Linked DNA regions of Homo sapiens: region 2 is linked to region 1. The links are chromatin contacts, found by Hi-C or POLR2A ChIA-PET in ENCODE. All regions are on one chromosome and are shown on one strand. The core of a region is the stretch at or near the end of the contact, and the rest is flanking DNA. Distances in the headings are between cores, read along the strand shown. Region 1 holds the start of PLIN2 (perilipin 2). Region 2 overlaps ACER2 (alkaline ceramidase 2).

Region 1 (2,500 bases), core at 1-2,500:
TAGGCTGAGGACATGAGGTCATACGTGGAGCTCACCAAGGGCAGGTTGACCACCCGAGTCACCACACTCTGCAATCAAAGTAGGGAGGGTATGCTTATTAATCTCTCAAAACACAAAAGGAGAGAAAGTAGACAAAGGCTACTCAAAATTCATACCGGTTGTGGATCAACTGCAACGGATGCCATTTTTCTTCCTGGAGAAAGAAATCTGCAGAAAAGAGACTTATTTCAGAACACCGGGATAAGACTCTCCCAAATTCATTCCCCAACCCAAGCAAATGCTGATTACAAGTAGAGAAAAATGCAGGGTGAGCTCCCTGTAGTCTTCTGCACTTCTTTCCTCTCTCCAGCTCTCCAGGTCCCCCTCCTGAAAGACCCACACCCACACAACCCCACTCCCTCTTTTGAGGCAAAGTTTCAGAGCTTATGTGTAAACTTGCAATACTCAGGAGGGAGAAGTAAAGTTGTTGACATACTTCTCTTGTTTCTCCGAGTATCTGTTAACAAAAATGCTAGCCAAGCCGGACGCGGTGGCTCACGCCTGTAATCCCAGCACTTTGGGAGGCCGAGGGGGGTGGACTGCTTGATGTCAGGAGTTCAAGACCAGCCTGACCAACGTGGTGAAACCCCGTCTCTTCTAAAAATACAAAAATTAGCCGGGCGTGGTGGCGGGCGCCTGTTATCCCAGCTGCTCTGGAGGCTGAGGCAGGAGAATCGCTTGAACCCGGGAGGCGGAGGTTGCAGTGAGCCTAGATGGCGTCACTGCACTCCAGCCTGGGCGACAGAGCGAGACTCCGTCAAAAAAAAAATGCGGTTTTCTAACGCGTTTCCCTTTCGATAATGTCCCTTCGACAAATATTGTTTTCCCACAACCACCCAAGCAGGCCAAGGGACATTCGATAGCAATCGCCCTAAATCTGTTGGCAGGAAAGAAGCCTCAACGCACAAAGGCAAGGGTCGAAAGCGCGGGTTCAGCAGACCGCCCCTACCCAGCCAGGACCTGGAAGCCGCGAGGCGAGCGGGGGGTCTCGGACCATCACCCCCGCGTCCCGTCCACCTTTGAGCCCCGCGGGGAGCAGAGCAGCGGTCCCAAGGCCCCGGGGAGCCCCCCACCCCAACTGGGCGCCGCTGGGGGCCCGGGACCGGTTCGCTGGGGCACCCACTGGGCGCGCACTCACCGACGGACTGCAGCGAAAGGCGAAGAGCAGGCGCGTCCCGAAGACGACTCCGGCTGCCACGACCCGGTCAAAGCGTGGGGCCCGCGGGCGCCCGGGCTATAAACCCCGCCTCGCCGCCCCTCCCCAAGCCTCCGCAGCACGTGACCCGCGGCAGCACGCCCTGTCCCAAGCCCGAGTGTCACCCTCGGGCACGTCCCGGCGCCCTCCCCCAACGCCGGCCCTCCTAGAGTGGTGGGGGCCCGGTCGGGTTGAGAGGGTGTGCTGCCTGGGCGAGGGGCCCCGCCACGGGGAGAGGAGCCTGTCGGGAGCCGGGCGGGGGCCCGGCCTGGGGAGGCTGGGAGTTGGAGGTAGCCCTGCCTGGAGTCGGGGCGCTGCCTGGAGTCGGGGCGCTGCCTGTGGTCGGGGTCCTGCCTGTGGTCGGGGTCCTGAGAGGCCCGGGGCAAATGGGGATGGCGCCCAGGCCGGCTTTGGGGTTTTGAAAAATGCAAACAAATTCACACCAACTTGTTGAACGGCGTTAGTCCTCAGAATAGAACTCTAAAAATGGAAGCGGTGGCTCACGCCTGTAATCACAACACTTTGGGATGCTGAGGCGAGAGGATCTGTCGAGCCTAGGAGTTCGAGACCAGCCTGGCGAAGATTTTTATTTTATTTTAAAAAATAGCCCAGCGTGGTGTCGTGCGCCTGTGGCCCCAGCTACCTGCGAGGCTAAGATGGGAGGATCGCTTGAGCCTGGGAGGTCGAGGCTGCAGTGAGCCGAGATCGCGTGGCGCTGCACAATGGCTTCTACGCTGTTATTTTTAGCGAAGTAATAACTTTTAAAAGTTTTGTGGCGGCTGGGCGCGGTGGCTCACGCCTGTAATCCTAGCACTTTGGGAGGCCGAGGCGAGCGAATCACCAGCCTGGCCAACATGGCGAAACCCCGTCTCTCTCAAAATACAAAGAAAGCAGCCCAGCGTGGTGGCGCGCGCCTGTAGTCCCAGCTAGTCCCGGCTGTTTAGCGGGGTTGGGGGCAGGCGGGTGGGTGGCTGAGGTGAAAGAATCTTTTGAGCCCAGGTGGTCGAGGCTGCAATGAGTCGAGATCGCGCCACTGTACCACTGCACCCCAGCCTGAGTGACTGAGACCCTGTCTAAAAAAAAAAAAAGAAAAGAAAAAAGAAAAAGAAAACAAAAAACTTAACTCCAGATCACTCCAGAATGACAGCTGCCTAGGGTTATGTGACATAGGCAACTTTATACGTGCAGGGTTATGCATTGTTTTTCAAAGACAACTTAAAACGTCATCTGAGTCCCAGTTGTGTTTTTTTGTTGTTGTTGTTTTGT
Region 2 (4,770 bases), core at 285-2,784, 300 kb after region 1:
GTTCTTATGAGACATTTATAAAGCTTGTGGACATGTTTTTGGTGGTCATTACGATGGGAGGTTTTATCATCTATAAATTTCATTTCATTTCAGAAATGAAATGAAATTATCACTGCTTTAAAGAGTAGCCAATGATAGTGGTTTTCAAGCCTATACCCTGTGTCCCTTTTTACTGTGTAAAAAAGCCAATGATAGTGGTTTTCAAGTCTGAAAACAAAGCTTTACTTTGGTTAAAAGGGACACAGGCTATAGGCTTGAAAACCACTACTTTAAAGGGTAGTAAATGATAACAGTAACAGCTTTACTATAAAAATATTTTGATGATGGTACTGGGTTGTTAGATTTTGGATTAGAGAATACAGGAAGCAGTGATGCTAAGGGTTTCCTGACCTTGTGTTTCAGTGTGAGACCCTAATGGGCTGGAAAGTTGAAAACAGGACCAGAGGCTGTCATCAATCACAGTTTAGAAAAACACCCTGTTGGGGCCTCTTACTCCTGGATATTTCTAGCTCTCTTGTACCCAGGGCCTCTGTTGACTCTGGGGTCTGCTGGGCTGGCTGACTGGTTTTCTGCTGGCCACATAGCCTCTGTTTACTTCTCCCGGCTGCTTGTGTTCACAGGATGTCCTTGTTGGCCAGCACATTCCTGTACACCTTCTGGACTTGACGTGGGGAGGCATCTGCAGATGGCCTCCCTAAAGAAAGCATGTTTTGCAGCTGGGTGCAGTAGCTCATGCCTGTAATCTCAGCACTTTGGGAGGCTGAGGCAGGTGGATCACCTGAGGTCAGGAGTTTGAGACTAGCCTGGCCAGCATGGTGAAACCCCATCTCTACTAAAAATACATAAATTAGCTTAGGGTGGTGGCAGGTGCCTGTAATCCCAGCTACTCCGGAGGCTGAGGCAGGAGAATCGCTTGAACCCAGGAGGCAGAGGTTTCAGTGAGCTGAGATCGCACCACTGCTCTCCAGCCTGGGTGACAGAGTGAGACTCTGTCTCAAAAAAAACAAAAAAACAAAAAACCCAACAAAACCAAACAACAACAACAACAAAAACCCATGTTTTTTTCAAGCTTACTGCCTTTAAACCATTTGGCAGTACTCTGTGGAGCCTTTGGTGATTGCAACAGCAGCTCAGTTACGTTTTCCCTGAGAGTATGATATCAACAACAATAATATTATTTAAAGTGGTATTTATATTTAAAATGATGGTAAGGATAACAGTAATAATGAATTTTATTAGTACATAATATGTACTGGGCACTGTGTTAATGCTTACAAAAACACTGTGAGGCAGAGTGTCTTAATTTTTATGTGGGAAAGGCTCAAAGAGTTGAGTTACTTGCCAAAGGTCTCACAGCTACTAAGCAATGGAGGCAGGATTTGAATGCATATCGGTCTCACTGGAACACCTATGCCTTGAATCACTCTGTTACCCTCTCTGACCTGTGCGTAATTCTTAAACCGCTGGGTACAGAGAGGTGATGCACTTTGGGTACAGAGAGGTGACGCACTCTGGACATTTCTGATTATGTGTTTATCCTAATGAAAAAGGCCCAATTGCCTTGGCATGCGTCAAACCCAGTGGAAGAGTTATTGTGGGTCCCCAAGGGCCCTGCACGTGATGGCTGTGGGCCCTCACCCTGAGGCTGGAGCAGGCGGCCTTTCCTCCAGTAGACGAAGAACAGCAGCCGAGGCCAGGAGAAAAACATGCCTCTCCTGAGGATTAGCTGCCTGGAGCCTTTCCCACATATATTTTTTCCTCTGGTAGAGGTTCAGAGCTATAATTCCTGTTCATTCCAGTCTGAAAGTTGGCAGTTTGATCAATGATTTCCTGTGCCTTGATGATGAATGGCTTTCGTATTTAAAAGATAAATTTGTATTTTGAGGGTTCAATGCCCTTTGATTTCTTTATAATGGAATTTCATTCAAATTGGCTTCTTAACTGTGACCTGTTCCAGGGGCTCTTGGCCAAAGTAAATTGTGCTAATGAGGAATAACAGAAACTTCAGGAAAATCATGTACTCCTAAATTGAAGTCATGAATGAGGCCTTGGAAATCATCTAGTCCAGCCTTTTCGTTTTACAGATAAGGAAATGGGTCCCAGGGAGAGAAGAAAGAGCGTGTCTAGGATCACGTCGCCACTTCCGGCTCTTTCTACTGAAATGACCTCCACTGAGGGGTGTGAAGATAGTATCAATTATTTGTCTAAGACTTGTCATTTCAAAAACTTGTCGATGTAAATTCTAGTGCATACTAGACTTGTAGGTTGTCAGTAAATATAGACTATTTTTTCTTAGTCTATTGGAATTTTTTCTTAAAACTTTTTTTGGGTGTGCTAGACATGTAGGACAAATTTTCTTTTAAACTAGGTTGCTTTATGGTTTGTGAATGGTCTCTGTTTTACTTATGAAAGTTATACATGTTCACTTTGTAGAACGGGGGGTGACAAACTATGTCCTGTGGGCCAAAAGGGTTCTGTTTTGCAAATCAGGTTTTATTGGCACCCAGCCATGCTCCTTCATTTACTTATTCTCTGTAATGACAGAGTTGAGTAGTTGAGACCTTAGGACCTGCAAAACCTATATATATATGTGTGTGTGTGTGGGTGTATGTGTGTGTATATATATGATTTATTAAATATAATTTTTATTTAATATAATTACACATATTTATTAATGCACATATTTAATTATACTTATAACCATATAGTTATGCTATATATAGATATGTATAATATAGTTATATATAAAATATATAATATATATTCTTTACACATATATATAAATATATTTAATTAAAAATATACATATATAAAATTTATTTTATTTTTAGGTTATAGCTTACTGTAAACTCAAACTCCTGGGCTCAGGCCATCCTCCTACTTTGGCCTCCCAAAGTGCTAGGATTACAGGTGTGAGCCACCATACCCAGCCCAAACCCAAAAACCCTTCATAGAAAAAAATTGTTAAACCCTGCTGTAGAACGTCTGAAAAAATACAGAGAAATCGAACATCTGAAAACATACGGAAAAATCGCACGAAGAAAACAGCTATCCATATCTCACCTTCAGTGAAGTAGGTTGACTGTAATTTTACCATTCTCATGGCCAAATAATTTTGAAAATATCTGATTATTTCCTAAGGCTAAGTTTCTCGAAGTGGAATTCCTAGGCCAGTGAGTGTGAGTGGCTTTTTTTTTTTTTTTTTTTTTTTTATTGATCATTCTTGGGTGTTTCTCACAGAGGGGGATTTGGCAGGGTCATAGGACAATAGTGGAGGGAAGGTCAGCAGATAAACAAGTGAACAAAGGTCTCTGGTTTTCCTAGGCAGAGGACCCTGCGGCCTTCCGCAGCGTTTGGGTCCCTGGGTACTTGAGATTAGGGAGTGGTGATGACTCTTAATGAGCATGCTGCCTTCAAGCATCTGTTTAACAAAGCACATCTTGCACCGCCCTTAATCCATTTAACTCTGAGTGGACACAGCACATGTTTCAGAGAGCACAGGGTTGGGGGTAAGGTCACAGATCAACAGGATCCCAAGGCAGAAGAATTTTTCTTAGTACAGAACAAAATGAAAAGTCTCCCATGTCTACCTCTTTCTACACAGACACGGCAACCATCCGATTTCTCAATCTTTTCCCCACCTTTCCTCCCTTTCTATTCCACAAAGCCACCATTGTCATCCTGGCCCGTTCTCAATGAGCTGTTGGGCACACCTCCCAGATGGGGTGGTGGCCGGGCAGAGGGGCTCCTCACTTCCCAGTAGGGGCGGCCGGGCAGAGGCACCCCTCACCTCCCGGATGGGGCGGCTGGCCGGGCGGGGGGCTGACCCCCCCACCTCCTTCCCGGACGGGGCGGCTGGCCGGGCAGAGGGGCTCCTCACTTCCCAGTAGGGGCGGTCGGGCAGAGGTGCCCCTCACCTCCCGGACGGGGCGGCTGGCCGGGTAGGGGGCTGACCTCCTCCAGGACGGGGCGGCTGGCCGGGCAGGGGGCTGACCCCCCCACCTCCCTCCCGGACGGGGTGGCTGCCGGGCGGAGACGCTCCTCACTTCTCAGACGGGGCGGCTGCCGGGCGGAGGGTCTCCTCACTTCTCAGACGGGGCGGCCGGGCAGAGACGCTCCTCACCTCCCAGACGGGGTGGCGGCCGGGCAGAGGCGCTCCTCACATCCCAGACAGGGCGGCGGGGCAGAGGCGCTCCCCACATCCCAGATGATGGGCGGCCGGGCAGAGACGCTCCTCACTTCCTAGATGTGATGGCGGCCGGGAAGAGGCGCTCCTCACTTCCCAGATGGAATGGCAGCCGGGCAGAGATGCTCCTCACTTTCCAGACTGGGCAGCCAGGCAGAGGGGCTCCTCACATCCCAGACGATGGCCGGCCAGGCAGAGACGCTCCTCACTTCCCAGACGGGGTGGCGGCCGGGCAGAGGCTGCAATCTCGGCACTTTGGGAGGCCAAGGCAGGCAGCTGGGAGGTGGAGGTTGTAGCGAGCCGAGATCACGCCACTGCACTCCAGCCTGGGCGCCATTGAGCACTGAGTGAACCAGACTCCGTCTGCAATCCCGGCACCTCAGGAGGCCGAGGCTGGCGGATCACTCGCGGTTAGGAGCTGGAGACCAGCCTGGCCAACACAGCGAAACCCCGTCTCCACCAAAAAAATACGAAAACCAGTCAGGTGTGGCGGTGCGCGCCTGCAATTGCAGGCACTCCGCAGGCTGAGGCAGGAGAATCAGGCAGGGAGGTTGCAGTGAGCCGAGATGGCAGCAGTATAGTCC

What was found. A loop is a pair of places that touch in the nucleus more often than their neighbours do. ChIA-PET counts read pairs that join two places held with the same protein, here RNA polymerase II (POLR2A). Pooled maps may share reads with other maps.
Region 2: a pooled map shows a loop between it and region 1 (3-fold over the local background). The contact joins the enhancer-like site here to the promoter of PLIN2 in region 1. A Hi-C loop is called at or near these places in 2 of 50 pooled maps. POLR2A ChIA-PET finds 5 or more read pairs at or near these places in 2 of 52 experiments (A549 and Panc1).

What each region holds. Positions count from the first base shown.
Region 1 is chr9:19,126,242-19,128,741 of GRCh38, forward strand. It overlaps PLIN2 (perilipin 2), which reads right to left and starts at 1,251. Exons shown (of 8, transcript NM_001122.4): 1 at 1,178-1,251; 2 at 156-207; 3 at 1-68. The coding sequence starts at 185. RefSeq lists enhancers at 497-1,007, 1,008-1,517 and a silencer at 1,030-1,589.
Region 2 is chr9:19,429,962-19,434,731 of GRCh38, forward strand. The region is part of intron 3 of ACER2 (alkaline ceramidase 2); the gene reads left to right. Among named protein-coding and RNA genes, the nearest start is that of ACER2, 23 kb to the left of the region's middle. Within about 2 kb of position 1,535, at least 12 of the 41 ENCODE cell types and tissues checked have a DNase peak (open chromatin) inside an H3K27ac peak, as active enhancers do.